Linked DNA regions of Homo sapiens: region 1 is linked to region 2. The links are chromatin loops, found by intact Hi-C in ENCODE. Cell type or tissue: spleen. All regions are shown on one strand. Links, peaks and the distances in the headings refer to the core of each region. The heading gives the core; the rest is flanking DNA. Region 1 has its middle 54 kb from the start of LINC01819. Region 2 holds the start of LOC107985876.

What was found. Hi-C counts contacts between places; a loop is a spot of excess contacts. Peaks named below come from ENCODE experiments on the same cell type or tissue, not always from the same donor. Only the 100,000 strongest peaks of a DNase experiment are listed, where the experiment ranks them.
Region 1: a loop joins it to region 2, with 2.4 times the contacts of the local background. A loop is called at or near these places in 10 of 110 quality-filtered maps.

The regions. Positions count from the first base shown.
Region 1 is chr2:42,977,511-42,992,594 of GRCh38, forward strand. No RefSeq gene overlaps it. Among named protein-coding and RNA genes, the nearest start is that of LINC01819, 54 kb to the right of the region's middle. RefSeq lists a cis regulatory region at 11,836-12,009 and an enhancer at 12,303-12,855. In spleen, for the core only: no CTCF peak of the experiment used is centred there; no DNase peak of the experiment used is centred there.
Region 2 is chr2:43,098,770-43,113,853 of GRCh38, forward strand. LOC107985876 reads right to left here and starts at 3,676. Exons shown (of 3, transcript XM_047446566.1): 1 at 3,266-3,676. It overlaps LINC02580 (long intergenic non-protein coding RNA 2580), which reads right to left and starts at 3,676. Exons shown (of 2, transcript NR_151714.1): 1 at 3,266-3,676. RefSeq lists an enhancer at 2,058-2,729 and a silencer at 7,470-7,519. In spleen, for the core only: a CTCF peak has its summit at 7,366; DNase peaks (open chromatin) are centred at 7,362, 8,412, 9,122, 10,805 and 3 weaker places; H3K4me3 peaks cover 3,190 bases; H3K27ac peaks cover 6,334 bases.

The DNA.
Region 1 (15,084 bases), core at 3,337-11,336, 120 kb before region 2:
TAAGGCTGGATCAGGAGGCAGTCAGAAACGTCCAAAACCTGGGGGCATGCTGGTGTGGGGGAGTGGTGGGCGGGGAGAGGAAGGGATGATGATGAGTTCTCAGACATCTTGGGCAGCCAGTTGGAGGGAAGCTGGGCTGGCAAGGCTGACTTTGGGAACTGCTTTGTATCTGGAATTTTCTGACCAGTGTAGAAGTTGTCTCCTGAGTTGCTGTTCTGTAAGAATGTATTATATAACTTCTTGCCTAATTTGTGGCTGAGGGTGGCATTGCTGATAAACCTACTAACATGGCCCCTTGAGCATGATAGGGGTAGGGAGTTGAGGCTCCCAGCCCACAAGGAGCTTCCCATGCAGCTGGTGAGGCAGCGCAAGTGCTCAATGAGATGCGAAGCTGCAGAGAAGCGTCCATGTGGGAGGTGCCAAGAGGATGGGATCAGGGAGGGCTCAAAGTGGACTTCTTGGAGGAGGAAGGAGATTCTCAGATGGAGAAAAAGGACAGGTTTCCAAGATTATGAGAACACTGTAAGCAAAGGCACCAAGGCGTGGAAAGTTTGGGGGATGGGGAGAGATGAAAGGACACTAAGCTTTGCATACAGAAGACACTCAAAGTAAGGAAGGAAGGGTAGGAGAGTGGGAAGAAGGAAGAGGGAGCTGAGAGCTGGTCTCAAAGGGATGCGGGCAGGTCTCTGGTTTGACCACCCCCCATGAGCCAAGTTACAAAAGCACCCTAGCTTGAGGAGCCCCACAGTGGACCCTCAGCTCACCAGCCTCTGTCTTAGGCTTACTCACAAACATGAAGCTGGAGCTAAGAAACAGGCATGTGACTGCCTGCCCACCCTTGTTTGTCCTCCTCTAGGGCCTAGTGTCACCAGTGCCTTGCTGGGTAGCAGCTGCTCTAGTTCCCTGATGGAGATGGGGCTGTTTGTCACTCTGGGGTGACTGAGGGGCCAGTAACCCTCCACCAAGATGGCAGCACAGCCAGACAGGAGGGCTTTTGTCTCATCTTGATCCTCCTGGGAGGCCTGGCCATGGCCCGAGTTTGCTCAGTGTTAATTATTGACCAGGTACCCAGGGACAGGGCCCCGCTGTCCAGCTGGATGGAGGGCACATGGGTCTGGGGCCTGGGCCTCCCAGTGGATGGAGGGCACATGGGTCTGGGGCCTGGGCCTCCCAGGGCATCAGGTGGGGCTCACCTGGGGCCAGGGGAATGGAGGGCGCCGGCCTTGAGTAAGGATCAAGGAGCCCCAAATGCCTCCCCCACTGCTCCCCAAGTCCAGGATTAAATGTGGTAGAAAGTGCCCAGGCCAGGGTGGCTGGAGATTCTGCATGGAGAACATCCTCATTCCTACCCTCAGAAGGACAGGGAGGAGGGGGAGAAACACCTTTACCCCAAAAAGGAAGGAGATGGAGGACAGAGAGAAGACCCCAGAATGAAGGTGTGAGGGTCCCTGAGCTGTGTGGAGCTGCATGCTTAGACCCGGAGTCCCCACCCGGAGCAGCACATGGCCACAGACACCCTCCTCAGGCCCTCTGATGGAAAATGCCAGCCCAAGAGGGTGTCAGGAGAGCTGATTCATTCTAGGCCAGAGGGAAGAGGGATGAGAGATCCCCCAGTCCTGGCGGGACCATGACCACCTCTGGTTTCTGGCCCTGTGTGAATATGGTCTTGTCCACCCCATCAGGGAGGCCTCAGCCAAGAGCAAGGAGGAAGGTCCACAAAGGGCTGTGTATCAAGAGGCAGGAGGAGAGGAGAGAGAGTGAGTGATGCTGTTTACAGCAGGACCAGCTCTAGTGCTTGTTATATGCGTACGTGATCCTGTTTGATCATCCTAAACAGTGATGAGAGCAGGGTGCTATTACTATGGCCATTTCATAAACGAGGAAACTGAGGCATAAATCGGGCCACTTGTCCAAGTCCTGGAGCTGGGAAACAGCAGAGCAGGGGCAGTCTGATTCCTGACCTGGGTCCGGTATAACTCTGTTATCTGCAGGGAGCAGGGCAGAGGGGCAATGCAGGAAGGGGAAGGGGCTCCATGCAGCTGCGGGTTGCAGAGAAGAGGCCCAGCGAGACCAGGCCTCTGGCTCAGGGCATGCCTTTGAGGTGGAGGTGGGGTGGGAATCTGGCTTCTTCTCGATAGGGAAGGAGAATGTGTGTGCTGGCCTCTGGGTGTCAGGCAAGTGTGTCCCAGGCTGGCTTGCTCCCACAGCCCCCACCTCCTCTTCCCCTGGGGCTTTACCGGTGAGAAGTCAATATTGATGTTTTATGACCCAAGATAAACACACATTTTTTTCCTCCCATGGAGGGTTTATCTGGTCTAGAGGGTTAATCAATGACCACTTGGAGGTGGGGGAAGCCTCTGAGAAGAAAGCAGCTATTCAATTCCAGCCCTTTACCCAGCCTCTCCCCTTCCCTCCTCCCCACTACCACCTCCCCTCCCACCCTCTAGTGGGGACTGACCTGGCCCTGCAAGTGGGTGGGGGCAGGACATTTGGGAATCTGAGGCTGGAGTCCATGTGGGTGCGTTCAGGGGACTGTTAAGTAGGATGCATCCAAGGAGAGTGTCCCTAGAGCTGTGTTTGCCCTGAGCACGGTGTTGGCAGGGCAGGTGGGCCCTGCATGTGGCTGTCATGGGACCAGCCTGGTTAGGAGTGGGAAAGAGAAAATAAGTCTCGTGTCACAGAGCACTCAGAGATGACACAAGATAATGCGGGTTGCTCCTCTTGAGAACAGGGGCACTGGAGCACAGTGTGGGGCCCGACCCTGCCTCTTACCTGCTGTATGGCCTTGGACAGGTGGCTTCACGTCTCTGGGCCTCAGGTGCCTCCTGTCTCCTCTAGGGTGGTTTTGAGAATCAAACGAGATCCTGTACTTGCAGAGGAGAGAACGCAAATGGACTGTCGCCTCCTCTGCCTTCCTTGGGAAGAGCATCATTCATCTCAGGGCTTGTTAGCCTTCTGCCTACAGAAACACAGTGATGGGTCAAGGGTTTAGAAAACTGAGGGCCCCTGAATATGTACGGCTGAGATGAAGCAAGAACTGAACAGATCTGCGTAATAAAGCGAAAGGAATGCTAATGCTGATGCTGTGAGGGCCGCTCAGGAACGCGGTCAAGGCACAAGAAATGGATGAGAACAGAGAGATACCTGGCATCAGGAGAGAGAGGGAGGCTTAGAGAATGTGGTGTGGGGCAGAGTAAGGACCGGCCAAGAAGCAATGCCAGGAAGAGATTCCCTGTGCTGGGGAGTGACCAACATGTTTTGAAGATGTGATATGTGTTCTTGAAGTTGTTTTTGACCTTGTGCTATAATCACCCCCCATTCCTCCCGAACTTGACCAAACGTTGGCCACACACAAGAGCCTTGGGTATGTGGTTCATTGGAAGGGATGAAAGAGAGATGGGCGTCAGCTTAGAGAGAGGCGGTTCAGAGAGCGGATAGCAGGCACAGGCTGACAGCCACAACAAGGAGCAAAGTGACCTTGGAGAGCCCATTGAATTGAAACGCTCACCCCAAAGAACCCTCAGGGATTTTGGAAAATGGAAGGTGATTCCACAAAACCGGAGAAGTTGAAGACATGAAAGCTAGAGGCACCTTAGTTAAATAGATAAAGGGTGCTTTAGACACAAGTTGCACTATAAATGCCCATTATGATGGAATTGAGTCATAGTCTGAGAAAATGGAACTTGAACATATGTGGTCACTTATGCTTCTGGGCACTTGGCTGGGCCTGTAAAGATGGTAAGATGTGGTCCTCGCCCCTCAAAGAGTTCTTTCAAGAGGAGACAGACTGTAGCAGGCATGACTGATTATCTCCCTACACCCCTGTTTCTCATTTGCTAGAATCCCCACGTTTTTAGCTGGGCACATGGCAGCCCAGAATAAGGACTACATTTCATGGTCTCCTTTGCAACTAAGAGTAGCCCTATGACCATGTTTTAGCCAGAGGGAGGTTGTCTTAGTCTGTTCCAGTTGCTATAACAAAACACCTAAGTCTGGGTAATTTATAAACAATAGAAATGTAATTTCTTACAGTTCTGGAGGCCAGGAAGTCCCACTGGCAGATGCAGTGTCTGGTAAGGGCTGCTCTCTGCTTTTTTTTTTTTTTTTTTTTTTTTTGAGATGATAGATAGAGTCTCGCTTTGTTGCCCAGGCTGGAGTGCAGTGGTGCGATCTTGGCTCACTGCAACCTCACCTCCCAGGTTCAAGTGATTCTCCTGCCTCAGCCTCCCAAGTAGCTGGATTACAGGCACCCACCATTATGCCTGGCTAATTTTTGTATTTTTAGTAGAGACGGGGTTTCTCCATGTTGGCCAGGCTGGTCTTGAACTCCTGACCTCAGGTGATCTGCCTGCCTTGGACTCCCAGAGTTCTAGGATTACAGGCATGAGCCGCTGTGCCCAGCCACTTTCTACTCTTAAGATGACACCTTCTTGCTGTGTCCTCAGACAGTGGAAGGGCAAAAGAAAGGGACTAGGGTGCTCCCTTCAACCTCTTTTATAAGGTCACTGTATTAGTCCATTTGTGTTGCTATAAAGGAATACCTGAGGCTGTGTAATTTATAAAGAAAAGAGGTTTATTTGGCTCACAGTTCTGCAGGCTGTACAGGCATGGCACCAGCATCTGTTCAGCTTCTGGCGAAGCCTCAGATAGCTTACAGTCAGAAAGCTTACGGGAAGGAAAAGGGGGAGCCAGTGTGTCCCATGAAAAGACAGGGAGCAAGAGAGAGGAGGACGTGCTAGGCTTCTTTAAAGAATGAGCACTCACCCCGTCTCTACTAAAAAAATACAAAAAATTAGCCGGGCACCGTGGCGGGCACCTGTAGTCCCAGCTACTCAGGTAGGCTGAGGCAGGAGAATGGCGTGAACCCGGGAGGCGGAGCTTGCAGTGAGCCGAGATCGCACCACTGCACTCCAGCCTGGGTGACAGAGCGAGACTCCGTCTCAACAACAACAACAACAAAAACAATCAGCTCTCACATGAACTTAACGGAGTAAGAACTTACTCATTAGCATAGGGAGGGTATCAAGCCATTCATGAGGGATCTGCCCCCATGACTCAAACACCTCTTATTAGGCCCACCCCAACAGTGGAGGTCTCATTTCAACATGAGATTTGGAGGAAACAAAATATCCAAACCATGTCAGTCACTAAGCCCATTCATGAGGGCTCTGCCCTTATGACTTAATCACCTCCCAAAGGCTTCACTTTTAATACAATCACACTGGCAATTAAGTTTCAACACATTAATTTTGGGGGACACATTCGGACCATAGCAGAGGTGAACAGAAGGAATGTATACAACTATTAAATTGCACATTGCCCTGCATCTTCCGCCCTTCCTGTTCACTGGAATGGGAATTTGGGGGTCAATCATGTTGGACCCTGTGGCTGAGGACAACATTCTGGATGGTGGAGGTTCAAGACAAAAGAAGCTCAGAGCCCTGATGACTTTGTACAGCAGAACCATCACACCAGCTCAGCTCTCTCATGGCAGAGAAATAAAATTCTCTCTTGTTTAAGCTGCTCTCATGTGTGGTCTTCTAGTTATAGCTGCCAAAATCTATTCCATAACTAATTCAGTATATCTGAAAGGAGAGTACTGTCATAAAAGAGTCTCATAGACATGACACTGGCTTCGTAGTGCACAGGAAAAATAAAATTCTAAGGCCCCTCAACCAGCTGCATAGACCCCTACTCTCAGCCAAGGGCATTCCAAAGCTCACCTGAAAAGCTAGTTCAGGCCATGAGGGGAAGGAGAAGCCAGATGTGTCTCATTAACCTCCTCTCTTTTGGAATTACTGCTAGGACAGACTCTTCAAGTTTGATAAGAAACATTTACAATCTATTCTCTCCGAAGCCTGTGGTGAAGCTGTGGGGAGGCTTCACCTGCATGGTAAAACCTTGGTTTCCACAACCCCTTATTGAAACCCAGACATTCCTTTCTATTGATAACTCTTTCAACCAATTGTCAATCAGAAAATCTTTAAATCTACCTATGACGTAGAAGCCCCTCCACCTCAAATTGACCCGCCTTTCCAGACCAAACCAATGTACACATTACAGATATCGATGGATGTCTTATGTCTCCCTAAAATATGTAAAAGCGAGCTGTGCCACGACCACCTTGGGTACATATTGTCAGGAACTCCTGAGGCTGTGTCATGGGTGCATCCTTAACTTTGGCAAAATAAACCTTTTAGATGGATTGAGACCTGTCTCAGATATTTTTGGCTTACAAAAGTCAGGTGGAGAAGACATCAATATTGCAGACTGGCAAGTGGGTGACCCTCATTGTGCTCTGGCAAAAGACTCAGGAAAACTGTCATCTGTGGTCCTTTGGCAGGGAGACCACATGATCTCTGAGCCTGTAACTCTAGGACAACTTGAGAATCAGTGAGTATCGACGACTTGCTGCTTTCAGCAAATTCCTGGAAAAGAGAGGTGAATGCAGTGGGGTTAAACCTGGCGAGTCTGCAAGAAGAGAGGGAAGGGAATATAGTTTGGCCAAGAGAACCCACTGCCTGCTGCCTGTCATCTAAGTTGACTGGGAGTCTCAGAATTTGGAGCTTTGAAGAGTTAGGAGACCCAAGCGCCTTCTAGATCCCAAATGGAAGCAGCGACCTAAGTTGGTGCTGCGGAGACAGCCGTAGTGGGAGGTAAGATGATGGCCCTGAGCCATTCTCAGGCTTTACCAGTTAAGAATTCTCTACCAGACAATGGGAGTAAGCCGGCAGCCAAGATCAGATTAAGGGTGTTCCCTTTCCACCCAAGCCTATTGTCTCAGATGGCCTGAAGATAACAGCCATTCAGCTGAGAGAGGGGTCTGGGGAGAGCACAGATGCCAGTAAAAACAGAACCAGAGTTTTCAGGCTGGCAAACTCTGTCAAGACAAGACCTTTGGCTGGAGTTACCTGCACATGGAACTGACTAGAAGCAAATAGTTCGGAAGCCTGAAAGAAGTATGTTCTCCAATGCCCACTTCAGATGTAGGATGATAACCCAATGAGAGCCCCCCCCAGAGGGCAAAACCAGGGGCCAAAGAAAACACTGGACAAGGGAGTGACTTCCAGAAAATGGAAGAGCAAAGAGTCTTTATAATTTCTGACTGGCATTATTTGGTAATTGCTATAGACTGGGGCCATCTGTGCAGTTCCCATTGTTTGATTTTCCGAAAGAGATGTTTTTTAATTGTGGTATGTGGTTCCTGTTCCATCATTCCATCCCACGATATTCCATCATTATGTGTTAGGGGAGGGTGGGGGCAGATGACGTGTCTTTCAGTGTTCTGGTCTCCAGGCCACAGGTAGCCACGTCCGGGCCTGACTGAGGTGTGGGGCACAGGACAGTGTGGGACTTGAGATGGTTTTCCTCCAAAGGTAGCGTTTGTCTTTTGTATGTGAAAATAAAAGTGATACCTGGGTGGCTAAATTGGTGAACTGTGGCAGAGACTGATAATGTACCCCAAGATTCACTTTTCCCTTGCCTCTCATAATAGTCCAGCATCTGACTTTTAGTGAAACGCATGGACCCCTGGATAAAATGCATTCTCCTGTCTCCTTTGCAGTTATATGTGGCTGTAACTAAGTTCTAGCCAATGGGATGTGAATCAAGTGCTGGTACAAGTCTAGATCATGCCATAAAAAGGCAGGAGACGCTGTCCCCTTCCCCTGTCCTGATGGCTGGAAGGTGGACTGTTGGAGAGGCACGCTTGACTGTGGAAGGAGCTTGGATCTCAACAACATTGTAGAGCTGAACAAGCATGCCAGTTAGGACTTGGATGCGAGAGAGAAATGAACTTGGTTAGACCACTGGTATTTGGGGATTTTCTTGTTACAGCAGCGGAGCATTAAACCTAATGTAGTTGCACCTTAATTACTACAATACAATGGAATAAGTGCACTAGTATGGGCATGTGCAAGGCGTCATGGGAGTGCAGTGAAAATGGTGATTAATTAACTCTGTCTGGGAGAAATCTGGGAAGCCTTCCAATAGGGGGTGATATTTGAAATTAGTCTTGAAGGGTAGGAGAATTTCCCAGATGCACAAGTAATGTGAAAGGGGAGCAGGTACTTGACAGTTGGGCAGTTTGAGCAAAAGCTTGAAATGATGTAAGCACCTGGTGAAAGGTCCAGAGTCATAAAGAGGGGGACAGGGTCCTGGGAGACAGGACCGTGAGGGAGATGGGGTGGTTGTGAGGGAGCTTGAATGTCCTGTTACAGAGTTTAGACTTTATCATTTGGAACCACTCAGGGGCTTGATGAGGAAGGAACGCAATCTGATTTTTTTCTTTTTTTGAGATGGAGTCTCACTCTGTCACCCAGGCCGGAGTGAGTTCCCCAATCATAGCTCACTGCAGCCTCTACCTCCTGGCCTCAAGCGATCCTCCTACCTTAGCCTCTCAAGTAGCTGGGGCTATAGGCATACACCACCATACCCAGCTAATTTTTAAAAATGTTTGTAGAGACAGGGCTCGCTATGTTGCCCAGGCTGCTCTTGAACTCCTAGTCTCGAGTGATCCTCCCACCTTGGCCTCCCAAAGTGCTGGGATTACAGGTATGAGCCACACCACTTGGTCTGATTTCTTTAAAAAAGGTAGGTCTGGGCCGGGCATGGTGGCTCATGCCTGTAATCCCAGCACTTTGGGAGGCCGAGGCAGGTGGATCATGAGGTCAGGAGATCGAGACCATCTGGGCTAACATGGTGAAACGCCATCTCTACTAAAAACACAAAAAATTAGCCGGGCGTGGTGGCGGGTGCCTATAGTCCCAGCTACTTGAGAGGCTGAGGCAGGAGAATGGCATGAACCCAGGAGGCGGAGCTTGCAGTGAGCCAAGATCGCACCACTGCACTCCAGACTGGGAGAGAGAGCGAGACTGTGTCTCAAAAAAAAAAAAAAAAAAAAAAAAAGAAAGGTAGGCCTGGCAACAGTGTGTGAGATGGATTTGAGAAGAGGAGGCCCAGGGCAGAAGGAGGGAACTATGTAAATATCACATAAGCCAATTCTGATTTCCCACAGAAACAATATATTAATAAAGGATTATGTTCCTGGCCATGGAACTGATATACAAAATTTTATAGAACTGACCACAAAATCAAACTCAGGCAGCTATCAAGGGTACACCCATAATCTGTACATCACAAAATTTTCTAACTAGTATATGAATAATTAAGCAGGGCCACACAGTAATGAAATATTACAATGCATGATGTAATACAATATCCTTAGTCTCATATTTCTGCCTTACAAAAGCAATCAGTTATTTTTTAACAGCTTTATTGAGGTATACTTGACTTATGATAAACTGCACATATTTCAAGTGTACCTAATGTGATAAGTTTTGACATGTTTATACACCCTTGAAACCATCACCACAATCAAGTAAATGAATTTTTCATCACCCGAAAAGTTTCCTCCTATGCAATCCTTCCTTCTACCTCTTTCCCATTCCCCCCATCCCCAGGAAATCACTGATCTGCTTTTTGTCACTATAGTTTGCATTTTTTAGAGTTTTATATAAATGGACTCAAACAGCAGGTATTCTTTTTTGCCTAGCTTCTTTCTTTCAGCATTATTATTTTGAGAATCATCCCTGTTGCAGTATGTATCAATACTTCATTCTTTACAATGCTGAGTAATATTCCATTGTATAGATATAACACAGTTTGTTTATCCATTCATCTGTTAATGGACATTTTGGTCGTTTCCAGTTTTAGGCTATTACAAATAAAGCTGGTATGAGCATTGATGAATAAGTCTTTGTATGGACACTTTTATTGCTCTGGACAAATACCTAGGAGTGGAATGGCTGGATTGCACAATTGTGTATGTTTAACATTTATTTTTTTTTTTTGAGATGGAGTTTCACTCTTGCTGCCCAGGCTGGAGTACAATGGCATGATCTTGGCTCACCGCAACCTCCTCCCGGATTCAAGCAATTCTCCTGACTCAGCCTCCTGAGTAGCTGGATTACAGGCATGTGCCACCACGCCCGGCTAATTTTGTATTTTTAGTAGAGATGGGGTTTCTCCATGGTGGTCAGGCTGGTCTTGAACTCCCAACCTCAGGTGATCTGCCTGGCTCAGCCTCCCAGAGTATTGGGATTACAGGTGTGAGCCACCGCACCAGGCCACAGTATGCGTATGTTTAACTTTTTAAGAAATTGTCCAAATGTTTTCCTAAGTGTTTGGTGGTTGTACCATTTAAGTTCTCATTAGCTGTGTATGAAAATTCCAGTTCCTCCACATCCCTGCCAGCACTTCGTATAGTCAGTCTTTTTTATTTTAGCTATTCTAATAGTTAGTGGAATGAGAGATCTTGTATCCATTTTTTTAGGCTGCTTTCTTCTTATTAAATTAAAAAAAAATTTTAGAGACAGGGTCTCTTTCTGTCACCTATGCTGGAATGCAGTGGCAAGATCATGGCCCACTGCAGTCTCAAACTCCTGGGCTGAAGCGATCCCCCTGCCTTAGCCTTCCTAGTAGCTAGGGCTACCAGCATGCACCACCACACTCAGCTAATTTTTTAAAAATGTTTGTAGAGAAGGGGTCTTGGTATGTTGCCCAAGTTGGTCTTGACCTCCTGGATTTAAGTGATCCTCCCATCTCAGCCTCCCAATTAGCTGGGACTACAGGTACATACCACTATGCCCAGCTAATTTTTAATTTACTTTTTAATTTTTTGTAGAGATGGGGTCTTGCTATGTTGCCCAGGCTGGTCTCAAACTTCTGGCTTCAAAGGATCATCCTGCCTTGGCCTCGGAAATTTCTGGGATTACAGGTGTGAGCTACTGCACCTGGCATTATTAAGTTTTTTTGTTTGTTTGTTTTGAGACGGAGTTTTGCTCTTGTTGCCCTGGCAGGAGTGCAGTGGCATGATCTTGGCTCACTGCAGCCTCTGCCTCCCGGTTTCAAGTGATTCTCGTGCTTCAGCCTCCCAAGTAGCTGGGATTACAGGCATGTGCCACCATGTCTGGCTAATTTTGTATTTTTAGTACAGATGGGGTTTCACTGTGTTGGACAACCTACCAATTTGTTTCATTATGGATCATGCTTTTGGTGTTATATCTAAGAAATTTTTGCCTACTCCATGGTCAAAAAGGCTTTCTTCTAGATGTTTCACAGTTTTAGATTTTACATTTAGGTCTAGAGTCCACTTGAAGTTATATTTTACGTATGGTGCAAAGTATAGTTTACTTTTCTGCTTATGGATATGTTCCAGTACCATTTGTTGAAAAAGACTATCATTTTTGTTTTGTTTTGTTTTTCGAGGCAGTGTCTTGCTTTGTCACTCAGGCTGGAGGCTGGAGTGCAGTAGCACAAACATGGCTCACTGCAGCCTTGACCTCCCAGGCTCAAGTGATCCACCTCAGCCTTCCAAGTAGCTGGGACTATAGGCATGTACCAGCACACCCGGCTAATTTTTGTATTTTTGTGGAGACTGGGTTTCCCCATGTTACCCAGGCTGGTCTTGAACTCCTGAGCTCAAGCAGTCCTCCTGGCTCAGCCTCCCAAAGTGCTGGGATTACAGGTGTGAGCCACTGCGACTGGCCAAGACTATCCTTTCTTGTACTGCATTGCCTTTATGCCTTTGTTAGAAATCACTTGTCCATTTAAATATGGGTCTATTTCTGGACTTTCAATTCTGTTCCATTGATCTGTTTGTCTGTCTTTATACCAATATCACACTGTCTTGATTACTGCACTTTATAATAAGTGTTAAAATCAGATGGTGTTTGTCTTTCAACTTTATGCTTCTTCAAAAGTTGTTGTGATTATTCATTTCTTTGCACTTCCATATGAGTTTTAGAATTAGTTTCTCAATTTATATATATATTTTAAACTATTTTATATACAGAAAACACAAAGAAGGAATTAAAAATTATAATAATCTTGCCACTTAGAGATAATTCCTGGTAATATTTTGGGTGTATACATCGTTAATTGTTCTATGCTTTGAAATATTTGCGGGGAGGAGCCAAGATGGCCGAATAGGAACAGCTCCGGTCTACAGCTCCCAGCGTGAGCGACGCAGAAGACGGTGATTTCTGCATTTCCATCTGAGGTACCGGGTTCATCTCACTAGGGAGTGCCAGACAGTGGGCGCAAGTCAGTCGGTGTGCGCACCGTGCGCGAGCCGAAGCAGGGCGAGGCATTGCCTCACTCGGGAAGCGCAAGGGGTCAGGGAGTTCCCTTTCCGAGTCAAAGAAAGGGGTGACGGACGCACCTGGAAAATCGGGTCACTCCCACCCGAATATTGCGCTTTTCAGACCGGCTTAAAAAACGGCGCACCACGAGATTATATCCTGCACCTGGCTCAGAGGGTCGTACGCCCACAGAGTCTCACTGATTGCTAGCACAGCAGTCTGAGATCAAACTGCAAGGCCGCAGCGAGGCTGGGGGAGGGGTGCCCACCATTGCCCGGGCTTGCTTAGGTAAACAAAGCAGCCGGGAAGCTCGAACTGGGTGGAGCCCACCACAGCTCAAGGAGGCCTGCCTGCGTCTGTAGGCTCCACCTCTGGGGGCAGGGCACAGACAAACAAAAAGACAGCAGTAACCTCTGCAGACTTAAATGTCCCTGTCTGACAGCTTTGAAGAGAGCAGTGGCTCTCCCAGTATGCAGCTGGAGATCTGAGAACGGGCAGACTGCCTCCTCAAGTGGGTCCCTGACCCCGGACCCCCGAGCAGCCTAACTGGGAGGCACCCTCCCGCAGGGGCACACTGACACCTCACACTGCAGGGTACTCCAACAGACCTGCAGCTGAGGGTCCTGTCTGTTAGAAGGAAAACTAACAAACAGAAAGGACATCCACACCAAAAACCCATCTGTACATCACCATCATCAAAGACCAAAAGTAGATAAAACCAAAAAGATGGGGAAGAAACAGAACAGAAAAACCGGAAACTCTAAAAATCAGAGCGCCTCTCCTCCTCCAAAGGAACGCAGCTCCTCACCAGCAACGGAACAAAGCTGGATGGAGAATGACTTTGATGAGCTGAGAGAAGAAGGCTTCAGACGATCAAATTACTCTGAGCTATGGGAGGACATTCAAACCAAAGGCAAAGAAGGTGAAAACTTTGAAAAAAATTTAGAAGAATGTATAACTAGAATAACCAATACAGAGAAGTGCTTAAAGGAGCTGATGGAGCTGAAAACCAAGGCTCGAAAACTACATGAAGAATGCAGAAGCCTCAGGAGCCGATGTGATCAACTGGAAGAAAGGGTATCAGCAATGGAAGATGAAATGAATGAAAAGAAGTAAGAAGGAAAGTTTAGAGAAAACAGAATAAAAAGAAATGAGCAAAGCCTCCAACAAATATGGGACTATGTGAAAAGACCAAATCTACATCTGATTGGTGTACCTGAAAGTGATGGGGAGAATGGAACCAAGTTGGAAAACACTCTGCAGGATATTATCCAGGAGAATTTCCCCAATCTAGCAAGGCAGGCCAACGTTGAGATTCAGGAAATACAGAGAACGCCACAAAGATACTCCTCGAGAAGAGCAACTCCAAGACACATAATTGTCAGATTCACCAAATTTGAAATGAAGGAAAAAATGTTAAGGGCAGCCAGAGAGAAAGGTCGGGTTACCCTCAAAGGGAAGCCCATCAGACTAACAGCGGATCTCTCAGCAGAAACCCTACAAGCCAGAAGAGAGTGGGGGCCAATATTCAACATTCTTAAAGAAAAGAATTTTCAACCCAGAATTTCATATCCAGCCAAACTAAGCTTCATAAGTGAAGGAGAAATAAAATACTTTACAGACAAGCAAATGCTGAGAGATTTTGTCACCACCAGGCCTGCCCTAAAAGAGCTCCTGAAGGAAGCACTAAACATGGAAAGGAACAACCGGTACCAGCCACTGCAAAATCATGCCAAAATGTAAAGACCATCAAGACTAGGAAGAAACTGCATCAACTAATGAGCAAAATAACCAGCTAGCATCATAATGACAGGATCAAATTCACACATAACAATATTAACTTTAAATGTAAATGGACTAAATGCTCCAATTAAAAGACACAGACTGGCAAATTGGATAAAGAGTCAAGACCCATCAGTGTGCTGTATTCAGGAAACCCATCTCACGTGCAGAGACACACACAGGCTCAAAATAAAAGGATGGAGGAAGATCTACCAAGTCAATGGAAAACAAAAAAAGGCAGGGGTTGCAATCCTAGTCTCTGATAAAACAGACTTTAAACCAACAAAGATCAAAAGAGACAAAGAAGGCCATTACATAATGGTAAAGGGATCAATTCCACAAGAAGAGCTAACTATCCTAAATATATATGCACCCAATACAGGAGCACCCAGATTCATAAAGCAAGTCCTGAGTGACCTACAAAGAGACTTAGACTCCCACACATTAATAATGGGAGACTTTAACACCCCACTGTCAACATTAGACAGATCAACGAGACAGAAAGTCAACAAGGATACCCAGGAATTGAACTCAGCTCTGCACCAAGCGGACCTAATGGACATCTACAGAACTCTCCACCCCAAATCAACAGAATATACATTTTTTTCAGCACCACACCACACCTATTCCAAAATTGACCACATACTTGCAAGTAAAGCTCTCCTCAGCAAATGTAAAAGAACAGAAATTATAACAAACTATCTCTCAGACCACAGTGCAATCAAACTAGAACTCAGGATTAAGAATCTCACTCAAAACCGCTCAACTGCATGGAAACTGAACAACCTGCTCCTGAATGACTACTGGGTACATAACGAAATGAAGGCAGAAATAAAGATGTTCTTTGGAACCAATGAGAACAAAGACACAACATACCAGAATCTCTGGGACGCATTCAAAACAGTGTGTAGAGGGAAATTTATAGCACTAAATGCCCACAAGAGAAAGCGGGAAAGATCCAAAATTGACACCCTAACATCACAATTAAAAGAACTAGAAAAGCAAGAGCAAACACATTCAAAAGCTAGCAGAAGGCAAGAAATAACTAAGATCAGAGCAGAACTGAAGGAAATACAGACACAAAAAACCCTTCAAAAAATTAATGAATCCAGGAGCTGGTTTTTTGAAAGAATCAACAAAATTGATAGACCGCTAGCAA
Region 2 (15,084 bases), core at 3,498-11,497:
TGAAGGCAGGCGGAAACAAGGCAACTGGGATAGGTCAGGCCAGGTTCTGGAGGGTCTTAAAAAGCACATGTAGAGGTTGGGTGCGGTGACTCATGCCTGTAATCCCAGCACTTTGGGAGGCTGAGGCAGGCTGATCACAAGGTCAGGAGTTCCAGACCAGCCTGGCCAACATGGCGAAACCCCGTCTCTACTAAAAACACAAAAAATTAGCTGAGTGTGGTGGTGCGCGCCTGTAATCCTAGCTACTCAGGAGGCTGAGGTAGGAGAATTGCTTTAACCTGAGAGGCGGAGGTTGCAGTGAGCTGAGATCGCACCATTGCACTCCAGCCTGGGCGACAGGGTGAGACTCCATCTCAAAAAAAAAAAAAGCACATGTAGGACAATGCTTACAGGCAAAGGAAGACTTTGGAAGCCCCAGGACTCCTGCTTACTTATTCCCATCCACCCAGCATCTCCTGTGTGTTGGATCAGAAAATATGCAAAGCCCCCCATGAGTACCTGAAGCAGAGGAACTCTCAGGGTTTAGGCTTTCACATAGGCTGGCTCTTCAAATGTATGGTAAGATGGTGGAGAGCAGTAAAGCCAGGTCTGTGTCCTGGGAGTTAGAGTCAAGAGTAGCTAGCCAGCAGCTTCCTACCCCTGTTCCTATGTTCGCATACACACCATATGTACCTGGCCAAGCCCAGTCTCTCAACCTGAGTCCCATGGATGCTGCTGCTTGGGTGGCAGGTGGGGACTCTTCAGAAGTGCCCTGCCAGGTCCACTTTGAATGGTCCTAGGCAGAGCACGATCCATGCTTCATACACACAGGCTCAGGAGGTGTGGGCCAAAGGGGTAGCATGATACCAAGAAGAGAGCTTTAGCTTGGGATGGGAGTCCTGTGTCCTGATCCTGCCTCTGCTCAACCAGCTGTGGGCCTCAGGGAGGACATTTCCTCTGCTGGACCTTGCAGGCAAATGCAAGGATTGGACTAGACAGGAGTTTTCTCCAAGTGTACTCCTTGGAACTCATGCATTAAAATCACCCACCCAGAAAACTACAGCGAGATACCACCTCACACTCACTAGAATGCTAAAATCACAAAGACTGACAATATCAAGTGCTGACGAAAAGGTAGAACAACTGGAACCCTCATATATTGCTGGTGTGGATACAAAATCATATAGCCACTTTAGAATCTAGTAAAGCCAAATACCTTCTCTATGACCCAGCAATTCCACTCCTAGACATTTACCCAAAAGACAAAAACACGTGTTCACAAAAAAAAGTCTCGTACAAAATGATCATAGCAGCTTTATTTATAACAGCCAAAAATTAGAAACAGTCCAGGTGTCTGTCCATCAACAGGTGAATGGATCAAAAAAAACTGTTTAATCAAAAGAAAGAAACTAAACTATTAATACACACAACAGGAATAGATTTCAAAAACATGATTCCAAATGAGAACAGTCAGAAACAAAACAAATGTATACTGTATGGCTCCATTTATTATGGAGTCCAAAAACTGATGAAACTTTAGGAATAGTGCTAGAAATCAGAGCAGTAGTTACCTGGGGGGATGAGCAGTGGGGTGGAGAAACTGGAAAGAGGACCCATGGTACTTTCTGGAGTGATGGAATTGTTCTATATCTTGATGAGATGTGGGTGACATGGAATTGAACACCTAAAATCTGTGTATTTCATTTCCCCGCTATATCTTATATTTTATTATATATTATTAAAAATATTTGGACTGGTAAAATGCAGTTTTCTGGGCGCCCCAGAATCCCCGAGTCAGGGAGTCCTCTGTGGTGAGGCCCTGGAATCTGCATGCTGAAAGGGCTCCGGCTTTGGAGAGAGCATTAGACTTGAGGCCGAGGTCCCCAGGGGCGATACCCACACGCCGCTCCCTGCCCCCCACCCCGGGACGCCCCCCACTGCACACGATCCCACTCGGCCCTTGGCACTTCCCCCTCTCCCCAAGCCCCCAGCCCTCTGCCCAGTCGCCCCTGGTAACCAAGAAAGGGCCTGAAAATCCTCAAAGTGCAGCCGCCCGGGGAGGGGCCGTCCACAGTGTCAGCGAGACAAGGGCACATACAAAATGCGGGGTAATTGCCGCTTCTCTAATTCGCGGCCCTTTGTGCGGCGGCGCGGAGCCGGCGGCCGCGCTCCCAAGCCCGGGCCTTTCAGCCACCCAGGGGGGGCCCCGGCGGCCGAGCTCCCCGCGCTCCGCCGCGCATAATTAATCGGGCTTCACAGGGCCCGGGACAAAGGCGCCCATTCACCCCGCCGCTCCTCCCCCCGGGGATATTGTTATTTCTAAAAACTGCAGCCAGCTGGGCCGCAGAGAAACGTCAGCTCTGTGGGAGAATGAGCGCCCGGCCGGGCCGCGAGGAGACTGGGAGCTCTGTCTCTCGCGCCCCGCGCGGGATTACAGCGGCCAGGGAGCCGGGGTGGGCAGGGGGCCCAGGGTCTTTTCTGAAGTCTGCACGACTCCTCAGAAAGCCTCGTGATTTCCATGGGGCCCTGGAGGAGGGCGCCATGGAAATGGTAATGCGGGGCATTGAAGCTGGCTCGTAGGGAAGGAGGGGGGTTGCGTCCAGGCTGCCCGGGCTGTGGCACGACTCCCGGGTGGGAGGGGCCGGTGGACGGCCCAGTGGCCAGGCCCGGGTGCCCCCACCTGTACCAGGCCCTCCCGGACACCGGGAAAAATGCATCCAGGAATAAAGGCCCGAGTCTGGGTCCAAGGAGCCTGCAGTTAAGTTAGGGGCGGGGGATGTGGTGCCTCCACAGTAACCCAGCTCCGCTCCAAGGACCACCAGGAGAGCTGGTTGAAAGCAATGCCTACACACGCCTGGGCCTCACCACCGGGAATTCAGGCTCCCAACTTCCCAGGCATCTGCCTAAGCTCTCCAAGCACCTCTGAAGCCCACCAACATTTGGTGACCACTCAGCACTGTCCCGGGAAGGTGGCTCCAGTGCTCCACGTCCCATTTCACAGGCGGGAAATGGGCCCAAGGAGATAAACGGACTTGTCCAAGATCACAGAACAGAGCTGGAACTGGACCCTCGGCATGCTGGTTGTATACAAAAGCAGAACAGAAGAAGGGAGAGGGTGCTAGAAAGGGGGGCTCAGGCCTCACTTCCTCCGCTAAGCATCCCCTGGCAGCTGGGGGCATCTGAACTCTCCCTTCCCTGGCCTCTCCTTGCAGGAGACGTGCCTGCCTGGTTAAATGCCTCCAGCGTGTTCTGTTCTGCCTGGTGGATTTGCGGGGGGTTCTCCTACCTGCTCCATCAGAGGCACTGTTGAGTGCAGGCCCAGAGGCCCCACTGGTTTTATGCCAGGGTTGGTGCCCAGAAGAGCTCCAGCCAGGGCTTACTGGATGGGAGCAGCATCTCCTGACTCCAGGGTCCAGGCCTTCTAGGCTGCATTCCCCTTCAAAGTCCAGTGTCCTCCCCAGGCCCGGGAGAGGCCCAGGTCCCAGGTCGGCAGTGCTGGTCTTCACCTTTGCCACTGAACCCGAGGAAACGAGCACCCGTCTATTCCTCCTCCCAAAGCTGGGAGCAGTTGTGAAGAGCCGCCATAGATTTCCAAAACCTCAGCATCCTGAACGCCTCCCAGAGCAAGCAGAGGCCTTTCCAAAACACTTCCCCTCCGAGCCCGTCTTACTGAGACATTCTGTCCCTCGGCTATACTCTGGAAAATGTTCCCTCAGCCTAAGACTGCCAGTCCCAAGCAGGACCACAGGCCTCAGAGCCAGACCGCACCACAGGGCCTGGCTCCTCCAGGCAAGTCAGGGAAAGGAAGCTGCCTGTATTTTCAGAGGAGCCCAGGCTTGCCTCCAAGGCCCAGAGAGGGTGCCCAGCCAAGCTCATTTCTGCTGCTACCACGCCATGCAAGACACTGGAAAGCCAACATCACACGACATTCACATCTGTGGGTGGAAGAATGTGCAGAAAACTCGAGAACAAAGTAGAGGGAAGGAGAGCACAGAGTTCAGCCAAGCCTCTAAGGGGACAGACCAGCTGTCCAGTAACAAGCAGACTCAAGCATAGCTGCGGAAGTCAACAGATTTTCCCTGGGGGACCCTGTGACCTAGGCAGCCCCCAACAGCCAGGCCACCAGCACAGCATCAAGCAGAAAACCAATCCAGCTCTCTCTCCCATTAAATCAGCTTTACTTAAGATATAGAATGACCCAATACTGTCTGAAAATGAAATGCCCAAGGCTCAGCTAAGAGGAAGCCAGACTACGTAAAAGAATGTCCTTGAAATATAAACTGAAGTATTTAAGGGTAAAGGGGCAAGATTTCTCTAAATTTTTCTCAAATGATTTCATAAATGTAAATAATTGGTGAATCTGGGGAAAGGGTATACAGGAATTCCTTAGTCTTATAAACTTTCTGAAGTTGGCAATTTAAAAAACAAAACGGCAGGCAGCAGACATGCCAAAACATGATAGCACTGATATTCCAAATGCCATACCCAGTGAAGGGACTCAACTCTTCTGTTACCTTCCCCCTGCAACACACAGTCACACTCACACTCAAAATACTTGGAACCGCACGCTTAAGATCTGTGCATTTCATTTCCCTGTTATACCTTATATTTTATTACATATTATTAAAAATAAAATATTTGAACTGGTAAAATGCAGTCCAAAGATGCATGCATCTTTCACTGTCTTCTGTCATAGCAATTTGTGAACCCAAGTCAGGCCCAGCGTCCTTAAGGGGAAAGCCAGTGTTGTTTACCTCTGAATCCTACTGCAGCTAGCAATGTACTTTGTAAATGGTAGGCATTTAACCAAACCTAGAATCCAATCATTTGCCATGGAAGGTTTCTAGCTCTAAGTGAGGTGGAAGGAGGAAGGGAAGGGGGTAGATAGCCAAATGGAAGAAGAAACCAAGAAAGACGGCAGAGTCCACATGGATTTTCCAGTCCAACACACTCATGTCAGAACTAATTTTTTTTGTTTTTGTTTTGGGGTGTTTTTTTTTTTAAGACACGGTCTCACTCTGTCACCCAGGCTGGAGAGCAGTGGCACAACCTCGGCTCACTGCAACCTTTGCCTCCTGGGTTCAAGCTATTCTCCTGCCTCAGCCTCACGAGTAACTGGGATTACAGGCGCGCGCCACCACACCTGGCTAATTTTTTGTATTTTTAGTAGAGGCGTGGTTTCACCATGTTGGGCAGGCTGGTCTTGAACTCCTGACCTCAAGTGATCTGCCTGCCTTGGCCTCCCAAAGTGCTGGGATTACAAGCGTGAGCCACCATGCCTGGCCAATTTTTTTTTTTTTTTCAAGGTTAGTTAGTGGTCAGGCCCACCTAGTGGTTACCAGAGTCAACAATGGACTTATTAAACTTTGCCTCATTCTCTGAGTGTTTTGTGTATATGAATATAGTCTCTCCAGCAAGACCACAGAGGTAAGGGCCTTTCCTCTCCCTACCCTCCCACGGCCATCCTCATGAGCTTAATAGAGACACAGACCCGTGATATGCCCTTAAGTGCCTCTACCAGACTCGAAGCTCCATGAGGGCAGGGCTGTGTCTTGTTTGCTCTCTTCCGCATCCCCAGCACTTAGCACAGCGGTTGACACATTGTTGGTGACTAGTACATAATAGTTAAATCACGGAGTGAATGAATGGGAGTTTTGTTGAGTTTAATTGAGTTTAGTTGAGTTGGGTTGAGTGGGGTTGAATTGAGTTGGGTTGGGTTGAGTTGAATTGGGTTGAGTTGGATTGGGTTGAGTTGAGTTACCTTGTTCCCCAGGGTACACTGAGCAGGCTCTTTGGGAGTCATGCTTCTGACATCAGATGCTCAACCACAGAGTCAGAACCAATGCAAACCTCCCCTCTTTGCTTTAACTCCCACCCTCAGAGTAGATCTCTCTGGCTGCTGAATCTATCACCAAAGGTGGTGGAGCTTTCTATGGCCAGTGTAATACGATCAAAGTTAGGATAAGGTCTTCTTCTCATGGTCCTTTTGGGTGGGGCTACTTTGGGAAGAGGAGCTTTGCTAAAGCACTTTTCTGGTGAAGGCAGGATCTTCTGTAGGAAAGCTCTGGATTGAAGTTATGGTACCACCACCCCCCACCTCCGCCACCCCATCACTCTATCCCCACATATACAGTAGGGACAAGGCTAGGGCATGGGGGGCAGCAGAGAGCAGCACCCTGCAGGTGCCAGTGACTGAGGGAGAGCAGTAGGCCTGAGGGAAGCAGTGGGAGTGTGACCCACGATCAGCAGGAGCTCAATGTTTCTCCCTGATGCTTGGGGCAGGGCACTTGTGATAGGGCAGGGGAGGTACATCTCCCTGTCATTAACAGGAACAGGAGCCTGAGGCATGGGGATCTTCAGTCAGGCTCTCTGAGGTCTTCCAGCCTCCAACCCCTGGGCTAGGAGCCTTGTGTAGCAATCTTCCTGTTGCTACCATGGAGACCTGAGCCCCAGGTCAGCCCTGGGAAGGGTTGGGTGCATTCCTGGCCATAGGGATGGTGCATTTCATTCAGGCTGTCCAGATGTTTATGTCCCCCCCAAATTAATATGTTGAAATCTTCACCCCTAAAGTGATGAAGGTAGGAGTCGGGCCTTTGGGAGGTGATTAGGTCCTGGGGGTGGAGCCCTCATGAATAGGATTAGTGCCCTTATATTATGCCCTGAGACAGACCCCTAACCCCTTCTGCCATGTGAGGTTAGAGTAAGAAGTCACCATTTATGAGGAGATCGCCCTCACCAGACACTGAATCTGCCGGCCCCGTGATCTTGGACTTCCAGCCTCCAGAACTGTGAGAAACAAATGTCTGCAGTTTACAAGCCATCCAGTCTATGATATTAAATGTCTGCTGTTTATAAGCCATCCAGTCCATGATATTTTGTTATCGTAGCCTAAATGGACTCAGATATCAGATATATTTCTGTATAGCTTGGGGGAAGGAAGAGTTCCTCCTCTCACATCCCCTTCTGTGGGCTGGACTATGTTGAGAAAACCTCCACGTTTCCAGCACCTCTCACCATCTCCCTGCACCCCTTTAGAGGAAACCCCTTCCTGGGCCTTCAGGGCATGGCTGGGCATGCTCCCAGCACACTTCATGTTTGCTTCCAACCTAAGAAAGGCCAGGCTTCCCAGCTGGGAGCTCTTTTCCCTCCCCACCTCCCCCTTTCTTGTCTGTCTGCCTCCCTTTCACACTCCCCTATCTCCATCCCCTCAAACCCAAGAGTTTCCACAGTGACAACATGTGGGCCCCAAATCAAACCCCTGTCCACAGGTCCTGCCTGTGTCCCTCCTCCTCCTCCTCTAGCTCCCCAGCCTGGCCACCCTTGTCAGCCCCACCCTCACTCCCACACCCCCACCATTCCTCCTTGTGGACAACTTTCTAAATGCAGCCACACTTCCCCTTTTGAGCCACAGGGCCTATAAAACAGCTGCAGACAGTCAGCGGCACTGCAAAAGTCCTCTTGCCAAGTTTGGCTGAGACCAATACCCTCTAACTCTAGCCATTGCTTCCCCACTACCAGGCACTGAGAGAACAGGCTCCTTTTCGAGTAAACAGTGGGGAGACATCATGTTCCCAACATTCTAAACTAAAGAGGACTCACTGAGGGGCCCAGCCAGTGGGAGGAGGCAGCCCAAAGCCTAGCCTGGCTTCCCACACCCCCAACCCTGCCAGTGCCCTGTGAGACCCTGACTACTCCACCCCCTCCAGTCTTCTGTTTTGCAGGATGAGGGGTAGCTTGGTTGGTTTCCTGGCCCTTTCTGAGTCTAAAACTCCACAAATCTGTCACTTCTCCTTAGGGTGCTCCTGCCCAGTGCCTGGAGAGGGAAGGGGCTTTGCTGAGAGACATGCTGCCACCTGAGGGTTGTCCAGACACGAACTCAGTCCCCCACCTGCCTTCTGTGCTCTTTCTGCAACACTCTGGCCTCAGTGAAACAGTAGCTCTCAGTCCTGGCCACATAGCAGAATCACCCAGGGAGATTTTACAACATCTCAATCCCCAGCCACACTCCAGACCCATGAAATCTGAATCGTGGGTTGGGGCCTGGAAATCAGTCTGTTTGGAAAGTTACCCAGGTGATTCTGCTAAGCGGTCAGGGTTGAGAACCACGGTGGGAAAGGCTTCCAGGAAGTAAAGATGAAGCTATAAGCCAGAGGTGATACATTTCCGTCCCACATTCTCCGCTGAGAAGGATCTTGAGGCTGGTAGGAAGAGATCTGGGATGAACTAGGCATGTCTGTCAGGGATGGGTAGGGAGTGGCTGTGGCCTGAACTAGGTATTTGTCCTCGGGCTTTGGTGGCTCAGAGGTCCTGCCCTGAGGATGCAGGAGAGGACCAGCCTCCAGGCACTGGCTCATTGGCCGGCTTGCTTCCTCCCAAACCTCCCACCTCCCAAGTCTCATTATGGCCCTTGAAGTCAGACAGCCCCAGGGCTACCGTCCAGGAACTGGAAACCAACCTCAGCCAGAGCCAAGAGGCCCCAGGTCAGCCCCAGCCCTCCAAGGGCTTTGTGTAGATTGAAAAAAGGAAAATAGAGAAGGGAAACCAAAGCAGGGCAGAATGCAGTGAAGGAGAAAAAGACAAGAGAAAGGGGAAGGACCCTGAGGTCAGAGAGTCATGTGAATGGCATTTAGGGAACAAAACCTGGCTCCTCTCCATCCATCATCCCCTGGGCCGGGAGAGAAGCACTCTTCTGCCAGGGTCCAGGGCACAGAGATCCAGGCCAGAAAATCCAGATCCAGAAATCTGCCCAACCATGTGTCTGTGAGCACCATGCAGAGCCAACAGAGGAGCCTCCTCGCACAGACACCCTCAGATCCCCACCTCTTCTTCTCACCAGAGCCACAGCCTCCTGTTGGACATTTAAGCGAAATCACTTGGTCATTCCTCAACCAAAAAAAAAAAAGAAAAAAAAAAACACATTAAATCCAGTTCCCAAGACACTTGGCATCACATCAGGGTGACCTGGGTGATGCTGCTGTCGAGCTGCATGACCTGGAGTGAGCCACCTCCCTTCCCTGCCCGGGCCTCAGGGCCTGACCTTGCCTGCCTGCCTGCGAAGTCATATTTGAATGGAAGGGACACTGCTGTAGCCCAGGGGTCAAGAGCCTGGGCTCTGGAGACAGAGGCCTGGACCTGGCTCACCACTTACTAGCTGTGTGAGCATGGGCAGCTATGGCTGTGAACTTCTGCTTCCTCATCTGTAAGGCAAGAGTTAGCAGACTGATGACAGAAAAGGAGAAGAAAACACAGGCCACACCAATGTGGGACTCATATTTAGAAAACACAAGGACTGGCCAGGTACGGTGGCTCATGCCCTGTAATCCAAGCACTTTGGGAGGCCGAGGTGGGTGGATCACCTGAGGTCAGGAATTCAAGACCAGCCTGACTAACATGGAGAAACCCCGTCTCTACTAAAAATATATAAATTAGCCAGGTGTGGTGGCGGGAGCCTGTAATCCCAGCTACTCAGGAGGCTGAGGCATGAGAATTGCTTGAACCCAGTGGGTGGAGGTTGCAATGAGCCGAGATCACACCACTGCACTCCAGCCTGGGTGACAGAGTGAGACTCCATCTCAAAAAAAGAAAAGAAAAGAAAACACAAGGACTGCTCTTTGCAGATCCAAAGAAGATGGCAACTCCAATAGAAAAGTGGGCAAAGGATATGAATGGGGCAGTGAACAGAGCTGCAAGGATGTGTGCAAACAGGAGGACACACAGCAGATGCATCAGAGAGGCTTCTATTGGGAGAGGAGGGGAGTGAGGAAGGGGACAAGGGGATAGTGGTTCTCAGCCTGAGATGATTCTGCTCCCTTTCCCCAGGGGACATTTGGCAATATCCAGAGACATTTTTGGTTGTTACAGTGGAGGTGTGGGGGTGGGTAATATTGGCATGTAGTAGAGAGGCCAAGGATGCTGCCAAACATCCTACAATGTACAGGACAGCCTGCATAAAAGGAATGATCTGACTTGATATGTCAATAGTGCGGCCAATGAGAAACTCTGGGCAAAGTAAGTGGATAAGCAGACAAATGGGCCAGATGTGGTAGCTCATGCCTGTCATTCCAGCATTTTGGGAGACTGAGGAAGGAGGACCACTTGAGCTCAGGAGTTAGAGACCAGCTTGGGTAACATAGTGAGACCCCATCTCTACAAAAATATTTAAAAATTAGCCAGGCATGGTGTCATGCTCCTGTAGTCCCAGCTATGGGAGGCTGAGGTAGAAGGATAGCTTGAGCCCAGGAGTTCAAGGCTGCAGTGAGCTATGATCACACCACTGCACTCCAGCCTGGGTGACAGAGCAGGACCCTGTCTCAAACAAACAAACAAATAGATGCAGGGGCCTTGTACAAACAAATAATGAACATGTACCATGAGCTGAAGCACAGGACAAACTTAAATAAGTAAAATTAAATGGCAATAATAATGGTTCCTAAGTGGCACACAGTAGAGTTTTCAAGTAGTATTTGCTGCTCTATTGCTACTCTTTCGTTGAGGATCTGAACTGCTTGACCCTCTTCTGTTTGTTCCAGCAGCAAATTGTGGGCCTCGGTCCAGAGAGACTCCTGTCTTGCCCAGAGATGGAGGAGCAGTCACAGTGGGCAGCCCATCTCAAACCCCTGCACCAGTGGCCACATGAAGGGAAGGAGCAAAACATGGTTTAAAAAAAAAAAAAAGAAATGGGTAGGAGTGACTGAGTTGGGAGAGAAGAGGAAGAGAAAGGAGACACTGCAAGTTTCAATGTTTCACAACATTACAAAAATACCCCCCAAAGCCTGGGGGCCATGGGGAGAAGTGCAAATTGAGCAATGACTGCGGTTCTCTTTTCAAATTCATGGAAAATCCTCTTTTCACACCCCCTGGGTCAGTGAAGCCAGACCCTTCAGCATCACCACAGTGGCCTAGAAAGGGACACTTGTCCTGTCACCACCAGGCCCTACACCATCTCTCCCCTTGGCTGCCTCCTCCTTCTCTCACTCACCCAGACCAATTCTTCATTCCTCTTTTGTTTTCAGGATGAGGATGATTTTATTTACTTACTCCCACTCCGGTCCCACTAAAGCCCTGAAGCAATTGACAAGATACATACAAAATAATAATTATAATCTCATCTGTTAGAAACCAGCACCTGGAAAGTAATCATCTCCTTTAAAAACAGCCCAAGAGAACCTCTAAGATTCCTTTTTTTTTTTTGAGACAGAGTCTCGCTCTGTCGCCCAGGCTGGAGTGCAGTGGCACGGTCTCGGCTCACTGCAAGCTCCGCCTCCTGGGTTCACACCATTCTCCTGCCTCAGCCTTCCAAGTAGCTGGGACTACAGGCACCTGCCACCATGCCTGGCTAATTTTTTTGTATTTTTTTAGTAGAGACAGGGTTTCACCATGTTAGCCAGGATGGTCTCGATCTCCTGACCTCGTGATCCGCCCACCTCGGCCTCCCAAAGTGCTGAGATTATACGCATGAGCCACCGTGCCCAGCCTACTAGAGCCTCTAAGATTCTTAAGGATGAGTGCCCAATTTGGCTCAGAGCTTCCCAGCAACCCAAGTAAAGTGGGAATTGGGATTAGTTTCATGAATCACATTGCCCATAAGTCAGAAGCCCCCTAATTCCTCTGAAGATGCAGAATTTTGCTGGAAACTGGAGCCTAAAATATATTCATTCCACTCACAGGCCTTACAGAGAACACTAGCTGAAGCAGCAACATCCCAAAATAAACATAATGGCCAGACCCCTTCAGCCAATTTCCTTCAAGTCTCCATCATAAGGGAGGGACGTAGTAGAGATTGTGTGGAGACTAAATACTGTGCTCCAAGAACGACTCAGCTTCGTGAGAGTCTGACTTCGTTCAGGGATAAGTCCCATCTGGAAGAATGGATGGAATGCATGACCTTTAAATAACCCCCATGAACTTTATTTCTCTCAACTGAGCTTTTGATAAAAGTCGGGCAGCGGGAGGCAGTTGGAGGTTGTAACCGCTGACAAGGGTCTGGCAGGCAGCACTTGCACTGGGTGAGGGTGGAGCCGTGGGTCCCTGGCACCTGCAGAGGCATCATTCATGGATTCAGCTATTCACAGACTCCCCCGAAGACCCAGAACAAGCAGGGCTTTCGTATTTTGCCCTGGCCTGAAGTGGACTGGGCTGAGAGGCTGGTAGAAGTAGGAACAAGCCTCAGAGCTGGCTGGGGACATTGGCCTGCGCCCAGCACTGAAAGCCCCCACAAGCAGCTTTGGGTTTTCTTTTTTCTTTTCTTTTTTTGGGGAATTTTTGTTCTCTTTTTTTTTTTTTTTTTTTTTTTTTGAGACAGGGTCTCACTCTGTTGCCCAGGCTGGAGTGCAGTGGAGCAATCTTCATTCATTGCAACCTCTGCCTCCTAGGCTTAAGCAATCCTCCCACCTCAGCCTCCCAAGTAGCTGGGACTACAAGTGTATGCTACCATGCCCGGCTAATTTTTGTATTTTTTTTTGCAGAGATAGAGTTTCACCATGTTGCCCAGGCTGGTCTCAAACTCCTGGGCTCAAGCAATCTGCCCTCCTCAGCCTCCCAAATTGCTGGGATTACAGGCATGAGCCACCACACCCAGTAGGGTTTTCATTAAGTGTAATAATAGTTCTTATTTATTGTGGGTCCAGACATTATGTTACTACCTCAATGAGGCTTCACAACCAAGCTACTAGGTAGATACTGCAATTGTCTTCGTTTTACAGATGAGTAAACTGACACTCAGAGGACTTTGCCAGACATAACACAGCCAGTAAGAGCAGAAGCCGCAATGCCCACTCAAATCTGTCCAGTTCCAAAGTTCACACACTTTTTTTTTTTCTTGAGATGGAGTCTCGCTCTGTCGCCCAGGCTGGAGTGCAGTGGCACAATCTCAGCTCACTGCAACCTCCACCTCCTGGGTTCAAGGAATTCTCCCGCCTCAGCCTCCCAAGTAGCTGAGATTACAGGTGCGCACCACCACACCTGGCTAATTTTTGTATTTTTAGTAGAGATGGGGTTTCGCCATGTTGGCCAGGCTGGTCTTGAACTCCCGACCTCAGGAAAGCTGCCCACCATGGCCTCTCAAAGTGCTGAGATTACATGCCTGGCCAGTTCACACACTTTTAACAACTACACTGTAAGACCCTGCCACACAGAAAGAGAGATAAAACCTGTGGGAAAAGTGAAAAGGCAGTTAATTTGTGGCATGAGAGCACAGGAGACATATAACTCTCAAGAAAACACCATTCGAGAGAAAGCCAGAAGCCCACACCAACATTTTGCATTCAAGACTGTGGGGCTTATGGAAGGCCAGTGGACAGAGCCCTCCCAAACATCGAGAGCCTGCTGGATCGTAAATATCAGTTGCACCCAAGTTTCTGCAAAAGTCAGAGGGCAAGAGGTGTTGCAGGGAAGGGCCCAGGTTAAACAAAGGCTGCACATTGTGGGTGATGGACACTCCACAACCAAGCTCAAGACACTCCTGTGGGTCCCTCCTGACATCAATGAGTGAGCAATGCAGAGCCCAACACTCCCTGCCTGAGCACAGGCCAAGCTGATTTGGGCCAGGGATACCTGCTGGGCACAGCCATATGTGCCCCCGTCACTTCCCCAGGAAACCAGCAGGCAGGCGTTATCAGGGACAAAACAGAACCCAGGAACTTGTCCACTGTTGAGCTCCTGAGCACTTCACAGCAGGGCCGGGAAGAATGGATGGACTGTGACTCTCTGGTACTCAAGACACTGAAGCCTGGCCAGGCGCAGTGGCTCATGCCTATAATTCCAACACTTTGGGAGGCTGAGGTGGGTGGATCACTTGAGGTCAGGAGTTCGAGACCAGCCTGGCCAACATGATGAAACCCCGTCTCTACTAAAAATACAAAAATTAGCCTGATGTGGTGGTGCGTGCCTGTAATCCCAGCTACTCGGGAGGCTGAGGCAGGGGAATTCCTTGAACCCAGGAGGCGGAGGTTGCAGTGAGCCGAGATCACACCACTGCACTCCAGCCTGGGTGACAGAGTGAGACTCCATCTCAAAAAAAAAAAAAAAAAAAGACAATGAAGCCCCATCTCCTTTGATTGGATACACAGGACAGTTCCTTTAGAAGAGGGACAGGAGTGTCCGAGCCACAGGAAAGCTTTTCTCATCATGAGCAATACACCCAGGCTCAGCCCCAGGAAATCTGATGACTCAGGACACAGACATGTTTAACCAGGTGCTAGGGATAAGCTGTGCCTGAGCCCACTGTAAGGGTAAGGCCCATTCTCTGCCCTCATGGGGCTTACAGTCTATAAAACGGCACAGAGGTAGAAACACTTCAGTGTGTCTTCACAAGTCACTCCTAGAAAACCAAGAAAGGTACAGGAGGAAAGAGGGAGGTACCTACCAAATAGATGCAGAAGCTAACCACTTCTTCTCTCTTACCCACTGCTACTACCATCATCTCTGGCCTGGATGAAGGCAAAGGGTCCAGAACACAGCACCCCTGCTCCTACTACAGGGACTTGGCGCCTGTTGTTCCCTCTGCCCTTCCTGAAGTATCCTCATGTTTTAGCATCTTCATGTCTTTGCTCAAATATCCCTTCTCAATGAGGCCACCCAAGTAAAGTTCACAACAATGCCCCTCTCTCTGGCAGTCCACAAACATGTAATTATGTGCAATACAAGAGGCTTTGCTCACTGGCTCTGCACAGCCCACTCTCTTCAGAAACTTAGGACAAATTCCCCATTGGCCTTGGCCAGAGGCTATTTCTGTGGCTCACAAAAGTGTACCCAGAAGGAGCCTTCCTGCCACCCATTCAGCCAGTGCATGGGATCAAGCTTGGTTCCTTCAGCTTGCTTACCCCAAGGCTGGTCCTGTCCCCTCCTGGAGAAATCCCAGCAGAGCCTGGACAGCCTTTCTGTCCCCTCTCCTCCACCTTGACCAAAAGGCCTAGTCCCAGATGGACCCTGGGAGCCTGGCCTGGAGCAGTTCAAGTTCCTGTCCAGGAAGATATGTCTCTCTTTACCAGGCTCCAGAATGTAATATTTAGGATGTAGAAATCAGCTCTGACCTGTTACAGCAGGACTGAGAAGCTTATCACCAAAACTCCCTTTCCCTTCTCCCTAGGCACCCATCTAGACTACAGT